Regions from separate parts of the Homo sapiens genome. Here all the other regions are linked to region 1. Evidence: read pairs that join two places in POLR2A ChIA-PET (ENCODE). Cell type or tissue: HepG2. All regions are shown on one strand. Each heading gives the region's core, and the rest is flanking DNA. Links, peaks and the distances in the headings are about the cores only. Region 1 has its middle 65 kb from the start of PIM1. Region 2 has its middle 46 kb from the start of FGD2. Region 3 overlaps PIM1 (Pim-1 proto-oncogene, serine/threonine kinase).

The links. Peaks named below come from ENCODE experiments on the same cell type or tissue, not always from the same donor. Only the 100,000 strongest peaks of a DNase experiment are listed, where the experiment ranks them.
Region 2: POLR2A ChIA-PET joins it to region 1 with 12 read pairs; 21 of 35 experiments call an interaction of 5 or more read pairs at or near these places.
Region 3: POLR2A ChIA-PET joins it to region 1 with 17 read pairs; 27 of 35 experiments call an interaction of 5 or more read pairs at or near these places.

Annotation. Positions count from the first base shown.
Region 1 is chr6:37,101,622-37,107,742 of GRCh38, forward strand. No RefSeq gene overlaps it. Among named protein-coding and RNA genes, the nearest start is that of PIM1, 65 kb to the right of the region's middle. RefSeq lists enhancers at 238-845, 846-1,453, 1,700-1,749 and silencers at 932-1,071, 1,082-1,261, 4,077-4,136. In HepG2, for the core only: no CTCF peak of the experiment used is centred there; DNase peaks (open chromatin) are centred at 1,820, 3,040 and 3,760; H3K4me3 peaks cover 1,255 bases.
Region 2 is chr6:37,048,384-37,054,504 of GRCh38, forward strand. No RefSeq gene overlaps it. Among named protein-coding and RNA genes, the nearest start is that of FGD2, 46 kb to the left of the region's middle. RefSeq lists cis regulatory regions at 1,632-2,650, 1,929-2,504 and an enhancer at 3,312-3,361. In HepG2, for the core only: a CTCF peak has its summit at 3,266 (motif pointing right); DNase peaks (open chromatin) are centred at 2,747, 3,268 and 4,056; H3K27me3 peaks cover 535 bases.
Region 3 is chr6:37,174,370-37,180,490 of GRCh38, forward strand. PIM1 (Pim-1 proto-oncogene, serine/threonine kinase) reads left to right here. Exons shown (of 6, transcript NM_002648.4): 6 at 1-1,059. Among named protein-coding and RNA genes, the nearest start is that of PIM1, 7.3 kb to the left of the region's middle. In HepG2, for the core only: a CTCF peak has its summit at 3,048; no DNase peak of the experiment used is centred there.

The DNA of each region.
Region 1 (6,121 bases), core at 1,552-4,051:
GCTGGAGTGCAGTGGCGCGATCTCGGCTCACTGCAAGCTCTGCCTCCCGGGTTCACACCATTCTCCTGCCTCAGCCTCCTGAGTAACTGGGACTACAGGCGCCCGCCACTATGCTCAGCTAATTTTTTGGTATTTTTAATAGAGACGGGGTTTCACCGTGTTAGCCAAGATGGTCTCCATCTCCTGACCTCGTGATCCGCCCGCCTCGGCCTCCCAAAGTGCTGGGATTACAGGCGTGAGCCACTGCGCCTGGCCTGTCTCGTTCTTCATGGTCAAGGTGGGCCATGACAATGATAACATGGGTCCTGCCTCTTAAAGTTTATATTGTAGTTTAATTGGTGAGCACACACACGCTTAAATGATGAGCAGCTCTCTGGGTGCCAAATGAAATAGGAAAAAGCAAATGCTCCCAAGGTTTAAGGAAGACCAGGTTGGCATAGCTGAGCTGATGAGAAAAGGTGCTGGAAAGACGGGGGGCTGTTAAGGGATGAAGTAGTTAGAGTACGTGGGAGCTGTGGCAAACCTGCATTCTTCCCTAACCCTTCCAAACCAGGTCAGATCCCGGTAGCATCACCACGGTACCCTTCATATCAAGGCTGAATTTCATTTTGGTGATTATCTGATCCGGTGTCTGCCTCCTCCATTTTACAAAGATCTTGCCATTGTGCCCCAGGACAGCGATAGGTGGGCAGAGGCCAGTGAGGACCAGGTCAGGGCGAGGCTGCTGGGAGGGAGAGGCTGAGCCGATCACAAAGACAGTCTGCAGCTTTCCTCCTCCCCCTCCCCCAGGGAGGAGCAGCTGATGTGTTTCAGGAGTGTTCCAATCCAATTAGTGCCCTCCCTCCCCTCCACGGTGGCCCAAGCCACCACTCCCTTCCCCGAGGTGGAGACTGGGTGGGGAGGGGGTGCTGAGGAGGTCTGAACATCCTGACCCAGCTCCTCGTGGCAGCACAGCTGGCTCGCTGCTACTGAGCTCAAGGCTGCTATGACAGCGCTCGTTTCCAGGCGACTGTTCTGGGGAATGCTCTGTTTTGGCAACCAGAGGGCCCCCGGGTAAGGGGGGCCCGCAGGACGCCGCGTCATTTGCATGGCAACCTCCTCCCTCCCCGAGCTGCGCGCTGCTCTGCGGCAGGCGGGCAGCCTGGCCCGGCCGCCCCGGCCCCTCGCCCTCCGCCCAGGCCCGCCTTGCGGCTCCGGCGCGGCGCTGTCACCGCCTTCTCCACACCGGGAGGCGGAGGCTGCACGCAGAGCTAGGGCATTTCCGGAAAGGCTGGTGCCCTAGGGAAGTGGGGAAATGATGCTTGGGGACAAAACACTGAAATGGGGGAGGGGAAATGAAATAAAATCTTTCCAAGCCAGAGTCAAAGTCACATGGCTTGGTAGCATCAAAATGCATTCTGGATAGCAGGGTTGGCTCACAAAATGTTTATTTAGGTGAACTCACAGCTAAGCCCTAGGAGATACTCAGAAAATTTCTTTTGGATCATTACACTGCATGTGTGTGTGAATTTGGGAATGGGAAAAAATATTTCTTACCTAGGCAAATAAGGCAGTGATATTCTTAGGAAATATTTTCAAATTCTTGCAGGGGGACTTGGTGACATTGTATTTTCTGAATTTGTTGGAAGAAACCGAAAGAGAAAATAAATTCCTGGGAGCCTCCCTTCTCTCCTGCATATACCCACCCCACCCAAACCACACACACCAGCACAAGTCCATGATGCCAACTGGGATACCAGGGCTGTGACATGTGGACCAACATTAACTGCCCAAGGACACATGCCCTGGGCTGGAACCTGAGAGGGGGTTGGGCCGGGGCAGGTCACCCCAGCTGAGCGATCACATTTCCCTGGCAGCTGTCCAAGGGGCAGCTCCCAGCTGCACCTGTTTGTGGGGTGATTTGCTTTTATCAGTATTGACACAGCAGCAGGGCCAGGGAATAGCATAGTAATAAATAAATGAGAGAGGGAAAAAAAATAAAAAAAGGCCGGAGCCACCGAGGCGAGGCAAAAATGCTGAGGTCTTTTTTTGCTTGTATGTCAGCGCATTCAATCCAGTTTCCCCACCCCTGAAATCTCTGAGGATCACAGAGCAGGCTTGGCATGGGAACTCTGGGTCTTAAAGAGATAGAATTGCAGAATCAGAGGCATCTTAAGATCCTTTTGTGCCAGGCGTCCCTAACCAGCAGATCTCAGGGTTACTTGCTACCCTCACCTGCCCCTACTGTTTGTCAGGAACCTCAGCAGGAAGGGAGTTTCTTCCTCTCTCTGCCAACTTTAGCATCAGGGAAGTAGAATAATTCAAGTGGAGGGTCTGGAGTTAGTCAAACCTAGGATCAAATCCTGGCTCTGTCTAGCTGTGTGACTTGGGGTATATTAACTAACTACTCTGAGCCTCGATTCCTCTCCGGAAAAAATGGAGAAAATATCTTTCCTTTTTTGTTTTGTTTTGTTTTGTTTTTTGAGACAGAGTCTCGCTCTGTCGGCCAGGCTGGCATGCAGTGGCATGATCTCAGCTCACTGCAACCTCTGCCTCTCAAGTTCAAGCAATCCTTGTGCCTCAGCCTCCTGAGTAGCTGGGATTACAGGTGTCCGCCACCACACCCGGCTAATTTTTTGTATTTTTAGCTGAGATAGGGTTTCACTATGTGGCGCAATCTCGGCTCCGTGCAACCTCTGCCTCCCGGGTTCAAGCAATTCTCCTGCCTCAGCCTCCCAAGTAGCTGGGATTATAGGCGCCTGCCACCACGCCCAGCTAATTGTTGTATTTTTAGTAGAGGCGGTGTTTTACCATGTTGGCCAGGCTGGTCTCAAACTCCTGACCTCAAGTGATCCGCCCACCTCAGCCTCCCAAAGTGCTGGGCTGCCAGGCATGAGCCACCGCACCCAACCTCCCTCGGCTTTCTTTCCAGGATTGGAAAAAAATGCAGTACAAAACAAAAAGCAAAACAAATCTGTGGAATCTGATCTATTCCAGAAATGAGAGAGGGGAAGCAAGAGCCTGACGCTCTCTTCGTTCCTCAAATAGGGCCAAAGGTTGCCTCTTGGTTTTTCCAGCCTTGTTGTCACTCTTCAGGGGGCCGCAAGCTGACTCACCTATGCTCTAATACAATATGATACAGTAAGTCGGATGTAAACAAACCTGTTCACCAGAAGCCACCTGACCAAGCCTAGAGATAAAATGCACTTGTAAAAATTACTAGCAATAAAGTCACTACCATGTTTCAAACACGGAGGCAGGTCTCCAGGGTCAGGCTAGTGTATCAGCCATAAACATGGTTTCTGCTCAGACCGCTCAGCTCTAACCCCAGGCCTGACACCTACCAGTCACATGCCTGTGTCAGGTTATTTTACTTTCAGAAGCTTTGCTTTTCTTGTCAGTAAGATGGGGGCAAGAATACCCCATCAGCTTGTTGTGAGGACCAAATGCATGAAAAGCATGTAGTAAGAGCTTCACAGGGAGAAAATACTTGATCATGTTAGCACATGGGATCATTACTGTTAGATGAATGAGGCCAGACACTGTCATATTTATCTCTATATCCCCAGATCCTCAAGGCCTGGGATTTGGTAGGTACAGTAATGTTTGACGAATGAATGAATGCCAAGGCCCCTGCCCAAAAGAAGTCAAAATCTACTAGGGAAATATAAGACGTCAACTGCCCATGCCACTCACATGTGGGAGACAGCAGAGGGTTAAAAGCCATTCTGCCAGTCCCCAGGCCCCAGAGGAGGCAGTCCCTTTGATCCTTCAGTTTCATCTATCCAGGATGCTTTCAAGAGAGGAAAACAGGAAGTATCCCTGATAGCCCCTGCTTGCTCTTTTTTTTTTTTTTAAATGATGGGGAGTAGGAGGAGGATGGTCCTTTGGGTCACATTTTGTCAGGAAATCAGCCTCCTTCCTTTCAAATGCTGGAGCTTCCAAGGGGGCAGATAAATAGCTTCTTGCTCAATGCAAAGAGAAAGATGTGGTCCAGGGTAACGAGTTAGGGTTCCTTAGTTGACCACATTACTGTAACCAGATTGCAGGTGGTTTCAGACTATGTCGTCCTTCGCTTTCATTCACTCACTCACTCACTGTTGACTAAGTGCCTAGCCCTGGGCTGGACCTTGGGGTTATGGCTCAGTGTCTAACGTCCAGCATATAAATAGACCAAAAGATACAGGACAGTGAGATCAGAGAAGGTGGGGTGAACACAGAAAATTAAGAACTCTAAAGGAGAAAACAGCAACAGGAATGAGAAAGAGGTTATAGAAGAGAGAAACATAAAAGAAAAAAAGAAAAAACCTGGAGAAGGATAAATGTATAGGAAAGAAAAAAAAAAACAAGTTTATAAGAATTTGTAGCCAAGACAATAAAAGCCTCATAATAGAGGTGCATGCAGGAGAAAGCCATAAGCTCCAGGGACACACAAGGATGACAGCATGGGTAGAGGCAGGAAGGAAAATAATGACTTAAGACTGCAGATCTGGTGCTAACTTAGCCAGCCCCAAAAAGAGAGTATTTGCTAACCCCTAGTGTGCTAAAGTCATATTTAAATGTTTAATTTGTTAATAAATTCAGTTATATTAATACTTTGTACATCATATTATGTACTTTGTACATAATACAATGTACATCATTTGCCAATGATGGACATTGGTTACATGGGTGGTTCCATTTGTCAACATTACACAGTTAAGATTTCTGCATTTCAAGGTATGTAAATTTCACTAGAAGTTAAAAAAAAAGAACTATAAGAAATAACCAGGCTGGCCAGGCGTGGTGGCTCATGCCTGTAATTCCAGCACTTTGGGAGGCCAAGACAGGAGGATCACTTGAGGCCAGGAGTTTGAGACCAGGCTGGCCAACATGGCGAAACCCTGTCTCTATTAAAAATACAAAAATTAGTTGGGTGTGGTGGCATGCGCTTGCAGTCCCAACTACTCAGAAGGCTGAGGCACGAGAATCACTGGAACCTGGGAGGTGGAGGATGCAATGAGCCGAGATCGTGCCACTGCATTCTAGCCTGGGTGACAGAGTAAGACTCTGTCTCAAAAATAATAATAATCATTAAATAACCAGGCTGGGCGCGGTGGCAGGTGCCTGTAATTCTAACACTTTGAGAGGCCGAGGTGGGAGGATCGCTGGAGGCCAGGAGGTGGAGACCAGCCTGGGCAACAAAGCAAACCCTTCCCACCACATATAGAGGAAAAGAAATAACCATCACGTGGGCAAGGTGGTGGAGGTAGAGATGAAACAAGAAAGAATGCTGATGATTGCTGAATTTGGGGGATCTATACATGGAGGTTCATTATATTGTTCTGTTGACTTTGAATTTCTTTGAAATTTTCCATAATAAAAGTTTCTAAAAGTGGTCCATAATGTGTCACTGTTATCCTCAAGCAAATTCTTTTGTGTTATCAGGAAGTCAGCTGAGACATTATCTAATCCAGTGTTCCTGTTAGAGATGAGGAAACTGAGGTGCACCTTGCCTTGTTCGAGGTGTTCTCAGATATCAAGTGGCAGAGCCGACGCTGGACTCTCAGGAAGAGCACCACCCTTTTGACCTTTCCACCCTCCCCTGCTCATGGGAAGCCAGCTCAGAGCTGGTCTTTGGCTGCAGATGGAATTTACCCCTTACCTTAGGTTACCTTTCCAATCCCCAGGCCCAGGTCTTGATGTGCAGGGAAATCGAGTGGGATCGGGGAGTCTCGTGGAGGCAAACCACTTTTCTCCTCCCTGTTTGGGTTCTCAAAGATAATCCTGAGTTTGCAGAAAGTCCATGAGGTCCCCTAGCTACTATATGTCAAAGGTGGGAAAGGAAACCCACACAATTCATCAAAGATTTCCGGCAAGGAATCAACACTGAAAGAAGAGTCCCAGCTCCTCGGCTAACAGGGGTGTTGCCTTAGTGCAGTCAATTCACCTCTCTTACCTTGGTTTTCTCACTTGAAATAAGAGAATGAAGATTTCGGGTTCTATTTATCTTACAGGGTTGACGGGAGGATCCCAAGAGAGGGGAAGCACTTTGAAAAGTGAAAAGGGGGGAGCGGGGGAGGGATAGCATTAGGAGATATACCTAATGTTAAATGACGAGTTAATGGGTGCAGCACACCAACATGGCACATGTATACATATG
Region 2 (6,121 bases), core at 1,893-4,392, 53 kb before region 1:
GAAGCGGTGACCTTCAGGTGCATCCTTGCATTTTGTGGAATTTGAATGTGGAATTCTGCCCTGGGCTGAGGTTGAGATTTTGCAGTTGCTCAAGGGGAACCCTGGAAGCAGAGTGTATCTACCCTCCTCAGACCACTGAGACCCTCAGATTTGTCTTCATCCCAGGTCAGTGGACTTCTCCCAGGTTTTGTTGTCTTCTCTCGGCAACACCCTGCTGAAGCCAGGGGGAAGGCGGGAGATTTATCCTGGGTGCTGAGTATCTAGGGTTATCAGATAAAATGCAGGATGGCCAGTTACAATTGAATTTTAGATAAATAACAAATAAGTTGTTTAGCATGAAGGTGTCCTAAATGTTGCTGTTTATCTGAAATTCAAATGTAACTGGGCATCCTGCATTTTTATTTACTAAACCTGGCCACCCTGTAAGTATCCCATTTCGTTTGGGCCAGGCCCCTCCCCACTGCAGCTGTGAGTTTTCCTGCCACCCAACAGCGTGAGTCACACAGCTGTGGACCTCCAGGCAAATGTTTTTGAACAGAACAGCATCACGGTTTAGGGGAATCCCCTCGCTGTCCCCATAACACATGCTTCAGCAAAGCAAAAACCTTAAAACAACATCTCTGGGAGGAAAATAAAGAAGGCATCAAGAGTTCCCAATGACTCGGGGAAGGCCCCAGCCACGGCCACATTAGTGCAGCCAAGATGGCCACGACTAGATGGCTGGCTCTTCACCTCTGGGAGAGGCACAGCTGGCTTTGACAATCGTGGGAAATTGGAGACCAGACCTTCCCAGCCAACTCCTGTCAAGGTCTGATACTCGTCCTTCCCCACCTTTCTGAGAAGAGGCCTACGAGGAAGAATGGGCTCATGGGCTATGTGAGCCGAGCAGGTTACTTGACTGTGGGATCATGATTGTATCTTTGTCATGGCATCACTGTGGGGATTATAGGAGGAAATTAATGTAAAATGCTTGGCCCAGTACCTGGTGCGCAATAAGCACTTACAATCAATGGTGGCTATTGTTATAAGAACGTCAGGACATGCACTTGGCCATCAAGCCAGTGGGTCTTCTGAAGAGGGTGAGCTTGGAATTCTCTGGGTGCCCATGGTTTGTTGCCCCTCAGAAAGCTGTGGGCCTCTAATATGGGCATATCCCCTGGACTGGAATCTGCATTAAGCCAGTGTCATCTGTCAGCGCTTTGTTTGGGTTAGTCGTTTTTTTGTTTTGTTTTGTTTGAGACAGAGTCTTGCTCTGTTGCCCAGGCTGGAGTGCAGTGGTGCAATCACAGCTCACTGCAGCGTCGACTTGCCGGGTTCTAGCAATTCTCCCACCACACCCTAGTAGCTGGGACTATAGGCGCACACCACTACGCCTGGCTAATTTTTAAATTTTTTTTTTTAAGAGACAAGGTCTCACTGTGTTGTCCAGGCTGGTCTTGAACTCCTGGGCTCAAGTGATCCTCCCGCCTTGGCTTCTTAAAGTGCTGGGATTATAGACGTGAGCCACCATGGCCAGCCCTGGGTTAGATTTTTAGTCACTCAGCAGGGTCCTGAGGAGGCCGGACTCAGAAGAGTTCAGCTTTGAAGGTGGAAAAAGCAAGTTTTCTACCTGGGATGCCCCCAAGGGTAGCAGGCCATACTTCCTAAGTGTGCATGTTGGTGGGGAGGGAGGGTATCAAGGAGTATGTCCCTGGAGAAGGGAGAAAGGAGGGGGCGTGGGAAGGGGCCTGTGGAACGCACGTGTCTCATTTCCTCTTTCGGAATGTCCGCTGTGGGCCCCAACAAAGGAACTTCGGTTGGAACTGGGGTGAGGAAGCCCCCGAAGATCAACTTCTCTTCCTTTAACATTTGGCTCTGCTGAGGGCCCTGGGGTTGGAACACCCACCTTCTTAGAAAGAAACTGAAAGGCCTTAGGAGAAACCCCGCCACTTCCCCTTCCTCGGTAAGAGGAACTTGGCGTTGCCCTGACAGGAAAGTCTTGGTGGGGCTTCTCGGAAGCCGCCACCGCTGCACTGCTGAGCAAAACCACAGGTCAGGGGCCAGGCCGGGGGCCAGGCTAGTGAGGACTGGCCATTGATAAAGTCACAGGCTCCATCTAAGCCCATCGGCAGAACTGGGGAGCTGCCAACATTTCCTCTTCCAGCACCGCCTGCCAACTCCTGTTTGGGAGCCACCAACCCCTCAGCTCTGCCAATGGGTCCCTCCCCACTCACACCAGCCCTCCAACCAGGATCGTTCTGTGTCTGCGTTCTGGACCCCCAGCTATGCCCACCACCCAGCAAAGCTCATCCATCCAGCTCCCATCCCCCACAGAGGCACTGACTCTCCCGTGGAGTCCTGGGGGACCTCACGGGCACGTGGAGCTGTGCTTTGGAATAGGTCACACCCTGTGAGCTGCTTCGGATGGCCTTGTAGATTAAGAAAAATGGTCTTTTGCTGGGCACGCAGGAATGCTTGACTTAACGGTGACTGCTATCTGCTGCGTCCATTCGGAGATCAGAAACAGGCTTCTCTCTGGGACTGGGGATGCCTCTCCTCATCCCTGATATATCCAAGGGCAGCTGCTGTGGCAAGGGGGACAGTGCACAGGTACAAATCACATCTCAGGCCAGCCCCAAAGGGGCCGAGAGATCCTTGGGTCCTAAAGGGTCCCAAAGCTTATTTGTATAAGCTTATTTGTACTAAGCTTTAATATAAACATGTCAGGATGGTGTGGCACCAGAGCCCGGCCACCACTGTGGGGACAGGGTCCAGCCTGCACGGCCTTGCACAAGACCTGTGCCAGGGACCCCTGTGCTCCATTCCAGCTCCTCCTCCAGGCTTTGCTGTGACGAGCCTCTGCCTCCTTCACCCAGCCCTCTCCTGCCCACCCTGTGAGACTGAGCCCCAGTCCAGATGGGTAGGGGCTGCCTGCATGACCTCACTGAGTATATCCCCCAGGGACCCTTGTCCACATCACTTGGTGGTTGCTCTGAGCAACACCCAGCTGGCCTATAGGCTCCCGGATAACAGCAACAGTGGGCTTGGCATCTCTGGATGAACATTTGATGAGGTAATAAGTAAATGGGTGAATTTAGTGCTATCTACCAGGCCTTGTGGCTGAGAGCCCCACGTGCCCACATGCTCAGACATCCACGTGTGGGCAAGTGCACCCGCGTGCGGCAGGAGGAGACACGTGCACGCCTGCCACGGTGTCCCTGAGACGTGTGTCTGTGGATCCCTGCGTTTGTCCCCAGCATCACCCATGATGCCAGCCAGCAGGTGGCGGTGCGCCCCTCCTCTGCGGGTTCGTTGGTCCAAACCGCCGGCAGCTGTCAAGACTGAAGGGGCCTCAGCAGGCACATGGAGCCCACCTCCTTCCTCCCACAGGGGGTCAGGGCTGCTTGGGTCTTGTGGGGAATCAGCCTGGTCTTCCGACCCAGGAGCCAAAACCCTAGTCCAACCCATGTGAGTGGGGCCATCTGTGTGCCCAGCACGGAGCTGGACCCTGACCCCGCAGGAGGGACTGGCGTCCAGGCAGCTGCACAGCTGTGGAGTGGGGAAGTAAAGGCATGGGCTCGCACTCCCAGCCCTGTCTCTGCTGGCTGTGTGACCTTGGGCAAGTTCCTTAACCTCTCTGAGCTTGTTTCCGTGTCTGTTAAGCAGGAATCATGGCAATCTGTAAAATGAATTAGTCAGTGTAAAACATGGGCCACAGTGGGGCCCTACCATAAGGCAGCAGTTCTCACACTTAGGTCTGGAGGGCTTTTGAAAACACAGAGGCCCCGCCTCCAGAGTGGCAGATTCACTAGGTCTGGGGAGAGGCCTGTGACTCTGCATTTCTAAAGAGTTCCCAGGTTGTGCTGATGCTTCGGGCCTGGGGACTACACCGTGAGGACCAGTGTATACGGGATGCTTGGTGTCAGTCAGGAGAGACCCACAGGGTTACACACAAGGCAGGAAGCATCAGCCTCCAGCGAAGACATAGAGGGGCAAATTCCAAGGGCTGCAGGGGGCCCAAGGGAGGACACACCCCTATGATGGGGGTGGCCGGAGGGGCAGAAGGAGGAGCCTCTGGACCTGTCTCTCCCCACCACAATTATCAACATAATCCCTGTCCTGACTGCACCTGCCGGCCCTGCCCGGAGGAAGTGGACCCTGGAGCCCTGGAAAGGATGGGTTAGTTGGCTGTCAGTTCCTGGCTTGGCCAACACTGTGCTCCAGCTTCTGGGAACTCACGTTTTCTTTCTCCTTTTTTTTTTTTTTTTTTGAGACAGGATCTCACTTTGTTACCCAGGCTGGAGTGCAGTGGCTCGATCATAGCTCACTGCAGTCTAAACCTCCCTGACTCAAGCAATTCTCCTGCCTCAGCTTCCTAAGTAGCTGGAACCACAGGTGTGCCCCAGCGCAACCGGCTAATTCTTTAATTTTTTGCAGAGACAGGGGTCTCACTCTGTTGCCCAGGCTGGTCTCGAACTCCTGGACTCAATCAATCCTCCCATCTTGGCCTCCCAAAGTACTGGGATTACGGGTGTGAGCCACCACGCCTGGCCCCTTTTTTAAATATTAGTTTTAAGTCAGAAAGGTAATGCATGTCCATCTTAGAAATTAGTACAATGCAGAAAACTGTAAAGAGGAAAATGAAAATAGTAATCCAAACTTCAGTCAATCAGAGCTAATCAGTATGAGTCTATTTCTTTTTCTTGTCTATGTGTCTGCTTCGTGCATACCGTGGTATCCACTTGACATCGTAGCATAAGCGTTGTCCTTTGATGTTAAAACTCTCAGAAACGGCCGGGCGCGGTGGCTCATGCCTGTAATCCCAGAACTTTGGGAGGCCGAGGCGGGTGGATCACAAGGTCAGGAGATCGAGACCATCCTGACTACCACGGTGAAACCCCATCTCTACTAAAAAAATACAAAAAAAACTAGCCAGGCATGGTGGCGGGCGCCTGTAGTCCCCGCTACTCGGGAGGCTGAGGCAGGAGAATGGCTTGAACCCGGGAGGCAGAGCTTGCAGTGAGCCAAGATCCACTGCACTCCAGCCTGGGCGACAGAGTGAGACTCCGTCAAAAAAAAAAAAAAAAAAAAAAAAAAACTCTCAGAAACGTGAATTTAAGGTCAGCACAACAATCCAGTACAACAAGGTGCCAGACTATATCTGCTTGACTTAAACACTCCCTACTGTTGGACATGCAGGCTGTGTATTTATTTATTTGGCGATTCTAAATAATCCCCTGTGAAGGGTTTGATCCATCAGTGCTGCCTGCATTTCAGATGGCTTCCCCAGCAGAACTTCCTTGAAAGGGATTCACTGGGTCAAAGGGCATGAAAGTTTAAAAGTCTTGATACATATGGACAAAATACTTTCCAAAAATATGCCGGCTGACGGTCCCACCTAGGGTGGGAGGGAGATGACAGCCTGCTCAGCTCAACTCACATAAAACCCTGCTTAGCCCAATTCCTGACATCTGAGATTAAACGAGGTGGCCCAAGCCCCCCAGCAGGGAAGAAGGGCCCAACTCTGTCCAAACTCCACATTGGTCAACCTGCGGAGTGCCATGTCCCACGTCACACTCCAGGTAGAAGATGTGGCACCTCAGGCCAAGCACGACCTGGGCAGAGCTGCCCTCCCGCTCTTGGAGCCAGGATTGTTCTTCAGCCCTCACTTTCTTTCATACCTCATGTCCAGGATGTCTGCAAGTACATTTGGGGCTACCTTCAAAACATCCCCAGCTGGGCATGGTGGTGCACACCTGTAGTCCCAGCTACTCAGGAGGCTGAGGAGGGAGGATCGCTTGAACCCAGGAGTTCAAGGCTGCAGTGAGCTATGATCATGCACTGCCCTCCAACCTGGGCAACGGAGTGAGACTTCACCTGTAAAAAATGAATTAATTTAAAAAACTCCACATCCTGAATGTGACCACAGCTCCTCTCTCCACCACTACCCTGGCCCACCTCTCACCTGGTTATCTCAGTAGCCCCCTCTTTGACTCTCTGCCTCCCCGGGCGTGAGCCACCGCGCCCGGCCGTTTCTGAGAGTTTTAACATCAAAGGACAACGCTTATGCTACGATGTCAAGTGGATACCACGGTATGCACGAAGCAGACACATAGACAAGAAAAAGACCCCCTTAGAGTCT
Region 3 (6,121 bases), core at 1,499-3,998, 73 kb after region 1:
GGGGTGGGGGGTGGGGGTGGGTCAGAACCCTGCCATGGAACTGTTTCCTTCATCATGAGTTCTGCTGAATGCCGCGATGGGTCAGGTAGGGGGGAAACAGGTTGGGATGGGATAGGACTAGCACCATTTTAAGTCCCTGTCACCTCTTCCGACTCTTTCTGAGTGCCTTCTGTGGGGACTCCGGCTGTGCTGGGAGAAATACTTGAACTTGCCTCTTTTACCTGCTGCTTCTCCAAAAATCTGCCTGGGTTTTGTTCCCTATTTTTCTCTCCTGTCCTCCCTCACCCCCTCCTTCATATGAAAGGTGCCATGGAAGAGGCTACAGGGCCAAACGCTGAGCCACCTGCCCTTTTTTCTGCCTCCTTTAGTAAAACTCCGAGTGAACTGGTCTTCCTTTTTGGTTTTTACTTAACTGTTTCAAAGCCAAGACCTCACACACACAAAAAATGCACAAACAATGCAATCAACAGAAAAGCTGTAAATGTGTGTACAGTTGGCATGGTAGTATACAAAAAGATTGTAGTGGATCTAATTTTTAAGAAATTTTGCCTTTAAGTTATTTTACCTGTTTTTGTTTCTTGTTTTGAAAGATGCGCATTCTAACCTGGAGGTCAATGTTATGTATTTATTTATTTATTTATTTGGTTCCCTTCCTATTCCAAGCTTCCATAGCTGCTGCCCTAGTTTTCTTTCCTCCTTTCCTCCTCTGACTTGGGGACCTTTTGGGGGAGGGCTGCGACGCTTGCTCTGTTTGTGGGGTGACGGGACTCAGGCGGGACAGTGCTGCAGCTCCCTGGCTTCTGTGGGGCCCCTCACCTACTTACCCAGGTGGGTCCCGGCTCTGTGGGTGATGGGGAGGGGCATTGCTGACTGTGTATATAGGATAATTATGAAAAGCAGTTCTGGATGGTGTGCCTTCCAGATCCTCTCTGGGGCTGTGTTTTGAGCAGCAGGTAGCCTGCTGGTTTTATCTGAGTGAAATACTGTACAGGGGAATAAAAGAGATCTTATTTTTTTTTTTATACTTGGCGTTTTTTGAATAAAAACCTTTTGTCTTAACTCGTGGCTTCTAATCGTCTGTGCGGAGGCATTGCTAACCTGCATTTATTGAGCATTTGGTAAGTGCCAAAGAATTGTAGGAGAAAGGAATTCTCAGCCTAAATCTGGCTTCCTTCAACATTGGGATTTCTAGGATAGTCATCTTCCTGAAACGAATGTATGGTCAAGGGGTAGGACCAGTATTGTCAAAATTTGGGCAATATCTGGCATGGGAGGCCTAATAAAATAACCTTTTCCAGATTACAATTTTAAAGCTATGCAAATAGGATAGATGTGACAATTTTCAAGTGTTCAATAGCCATTTATGGCTAGTGGCCACCTCATATAAAACATCATTGCAGAAAGTTCTATTGGATGGGGCTGATCTAGAGATAACAAATACATACCTATTACCAAACTAACCCTTGAAGCTTTTATCAGTTGTCTGCCACTGATAGTAAAACATTTTGAGCATGTCCCCTTGGTACACGTGAAGTTTATTGAAAAACTATTGCCTCTATTACTCTCGGTTCCTGATTCAAGTTTCCTTCACCTTTAGTGTGAGGTTTAGTTTCTTTTCGAGACTGAGTCTCTGTCAACCAGGCTGGACCAGCTGGCGTGCCACTGCCAGTGGCACGATCTCGGCTCACTGCAACTTTCACTTCCCGGGTTCAAGCAGTTCTACCTCAGCCTCCTGAGTAGCTGGGATTACAGGCGCCCGCTGCCACGCCCAGCTAATTTTTGTATTTTAGTAGAGACAGGGTTTTACCATGTTGGCCAGGCTGGTCTCGAGCTCCTTGACCTTATGATCCGCCTGCTTCAGCCACCCAAAGTGCTAGGATTACAGGTGTGAGCCATCGTGCTCCGCAGCCTTTTTTTTTTTTTTTTTGAGATGGAGTGTCGCTCTGTTGCCCAGGCTGGGGTGCAGTGGTGCAATCTAGGCTCATCGCAAGCTCCGCCTCCCGGGTTTTAAGTGATTATCCTGTCTCAGCCTCCCGAGAAGTTGGGATTACAGGCATGTGCCACCAGGCCAGCTAATTTTGTATTAGTAGATACGGGGTTTCGCCATGTTGGCCAGGCTGGTTTGGAACTCCTGACTTCAAGTGATCTGCCTGCCTTGGCCTCCCAAAGTGCTGGGATTACAGGCGTGGGCCACCGCGCCTGGCCTAGTCTTTAACAATAGTATAATTTATTATGCAGCATAGAAAAAATAATAGAACAGTGTGGTGACACTAAAGTCGTGACCAGATAAGACCCAGTCTACAAAAAATAAGTGAAAATTAGCTGAGCGTGGTGGCATACACCTGTAGTCCTACCTATGCAGGAGGCTGAGGCAGGAGGATCGCTTGAACCCAGGAGCTCCAAGGTTGCAGTGAGTTATGATCACGCTATTGCACTCCAGCCTGGGCAACAGGTAACCCCACTTAAAACACACACACACACACACACACACACACACACAATAGTGGATGGGTAGAAATGTGAGTTTGACTTAAGGTTTCCCCCTCTGATGTGTTTGACAAAGGGCTAATATTGGGAGTAGGTGAAATGTTAGCTCTGCCATTTTCTTACTGCTTATTCTTGAATAATTAGTATTTTTAGTCCATGGTTTCTTTGCAGGGATCTGTTTAATAGGCCCTTTGTCCATTTTGTGTGAGTTTAGTTAAACTGGATGGCAAGACCCATGAATCCACTTTGTACGTGTGGCCTGAATACATCCTGATATTTTGAAAGCACACTGGAGTGCCATTGTCAATTCATATATTAAGTATTGGTAAATGTTGGTTTCTTGTTTCTTTATAAATATCCACAGTTATAATACTCCCTCCCTGGGGGTCATCATGCTCCCAACCCTCAATGCATCCACACACCCTTTGGACACTGGCCCATATGCACCCTCGAGGTTGCTGGAGGGTGCAGACTATAATACCCCTCACTCCTCATTGGGTTCTGGTGTATGTCTACCCTTAAGCTTAGACTAGATCCCATACCTCAGCTCAGCCCCCATGTGGCTATAAAGAGGAAGGAAGGATGTCTTGGTTCTGGGGGGCTGATTTTCTGAGGTTCCCCTTTTCTCTAATCTCTCCCATCCCCCACACAACATACACACACTACCAACATCTTGGAGCCTGAGGGTTGCATGCTTCGTCCTTTCCAGTAAAGCTGACACTTGGATAATTAAAAGTTGCCGCAAACTATTAACGAAATCAGGCAAAGCCCCACCCTTCTCTTTCTCGAAGTGAGTTTCTGGCAGTTTCCCCATCTAATGAGACTGCTGCGGGGGAATAGAAGAAAGTATCTCTGAATAAAGACAGATCGTGCTCCTGTTGGATGCAAGAGATTAAGAGTTTTAGGGGGAGGGTGAAAGGTCATATTTAATCTCTTCTCAGGGGCAGTTTGACATCTAGCGTGGAAAGGGAATCAGATAACCAATAAGTCTGCGGGGGATCAATGTCATGGCCAGAGGAATATAGAGAGCAATGGTTAAAAGCATTGACTTGGGAATCAGCCTTGAGCTTACTTATCTAGAAACCTTGGGCAAGTTATTACACCCTCTAAAACTAATCTCTAAACAGAGATACTCCTGGATTGGATTATTAGGAGACTGGGTTAAATAACAGATATACTTACATACAGAAAAACTACTATCTCCCGCTTACGGATGCATACACATGTAGCAAAAGTACAAAGAAGTACAGGGTGGGGTAGGGTGTGGTAGTTCACACCCATAATCCCAGCACTTTGGGAAGACAAGGAGGGATGATCACTTGAGCCCAGGAGTTTGAGACTAGCCTGGCCAACATGACAAAACCCCATCTCTACAAAAAAATAGAAGCATTAGCCGGACGTGGTGGTGCGTGCCGGTAGTCCCAGCTACTTGGGAGGCTGAGGTGGGAGGATCAATTGAGTCCGGGAGATGGAGGCTGCAGTGAACCAAGATGGCACCACAACATTCTAGCTTGGGTGAAAGAGCGAGACCCTGTCTCAAAAAAACAAAACAAAACAAAACAAACAAAAAAGTACAGGGTGATAATAAGTTTCCAGAGTCAGGGAAGTGGTTATTACCTTTGGGGAGAAGGGAGGGAGGTTGTGATTTGTGGAAAGAGACCTTCAACTATTTTGGCAATGCTTTATTCCATAAACTAGATGGTATGAGTAAGGTGTTTGTATTATTCTTTTCAACTTTTGGGTTGTTTTAAATGTTTTATGATAAACTTTATTTTTAAAAATTTTTCTCTGGCTGGGCGCGGTGGCTCACACCTGTAATCCCAGCACTTTGGGAGGCCGAGGCAGGCGGATCACAAGGTCAGGAGATCGACACCATCCTGGCTAACACAGTGAAACCCCATCTCTACTAAAAATACAAAAACTTAGCCAGGCATGGTGGCATGTGCCCATAGTCCCAGCTACCCAGGAGGCTGAGGCAAGAGAATCGCTTGAACCCAGGAGGCGGAGGTTGCAGTGAGCCAAGATAGCTAGCCACTGCACTCCAGCCTGGGCGACAGAGTGAGACTCCGTCTCAAAAACAAAAAAAATTTTTTTTCTTTGTTCTTTCTTTTTAAACATTTATTTATTTATTTTAGCTGGGAGTGGTGGCTCACGCCTGTAATCCCAGCACTTTAGGAGGCTGAGGCGGGTGGATCATCTGAGGTCAGCAGTTCAAGACCAGCCTGACCAACATGGTGAAACCCAGTCTCTACCAAAAATACAAAATTAGCTGGGCATGGTGGTGCATGTCTATAGTCCCAGCTACTCAGGAGGCTGAGGCAGGAGAATCACTTGAATCCAGGAGGTGGAGGCTGCAGTGAGCCACGATCACGTATAGCCTGGGCGACAGAGCGAAACTCTGTCTCAAAAAAAATATATATATTTATATATATAATATATAATATATATTATATATTATATTATATATTATACATAAATTATATATTATATATATAATATATAATATATAATATATATTATATATTATATATTATATATTATACATAAAATATATATAATATATATTATATATTATATTATATATTATATATAAAATATATATATAATATATATAATATTATTTATTTATTTTGAGACAGGGTCTCACTCTGTCACCCAGACTGGAGTGCAGTGGCATAATCTCGGTTCACTGCAACCTCCACTTCCTGAGTTCAAGCAATTCTCGTGCCTCAGCCTCCCAAGTAGCTGAGACTACAAGCGTGTGCTACCACACCTGTCTACTTTTTGTATTGTTAGTAGAGATGGGGTTTCACCATGTTTGCCAGGCTAGTCTTGAACTCCTGATCTCAAGTAATCCACCTGCCTTGGCTTCCCAAAGTGCTGGGATTACAGGTGTGAGCCACTGCGCCCGGTCCATTTTTTTTTTTTCTTTTGAGAGACAGATTTTTGCTCTGTATCCCAGGCTGGAGTGCAGAGGCATGAACTTGGCTCACGGCACCCAGGTTCAAGCGATTCCCCTGCCTCAGCCTCCCAAGTAGCTGGGATTACAGGGACCTGCCGCCATGCTTGGCTAATTTTTGTATTTTTAGTAGAGATGGGGTTTCATCTTCTTGGCCAGGCTGGTGTCAAACTCCTGACCTCAGGTGATCCGTCCACCTCGGCCTCCCAAAGTGCTGGGATTACAGGCACGAGCCACTGTCCTCAGCCTTTCACTTTTTCTTTTAATTGAGACAGGGTCTCACTACGTTGCTCAGGCTAATCTTTAATTCCTGGCCTCAAGTGATCCTCCCTCCTTGGCCTCCCAAAGTGCTGTGATTACAGGTGTGGAATATCATGCCCAGCCTATGATAAGCTTTTAAAAGTGATGAATATATTTGTGCGTATCATGTAGGAGGCAGCAGATGGAGTTATTACTGCCCTTGGCTGAGGGGATCTGGGAAGGCTTCAAAGAGGAGGTGGCATTTCACCTGGATTTTGAAGGATGGAGCCTTAGCCTGCTTCCCTGTAAAATAGGCACCAAACATGCAGATGGAGCAGAGAAATCTGGATGTGCTAAATGTTTTTCCCCCACTAGACCAGGAATCAGCAAACTATGGCCTGCTGCCTGAACTGGTCCCTGTACAGTTTTTGTACG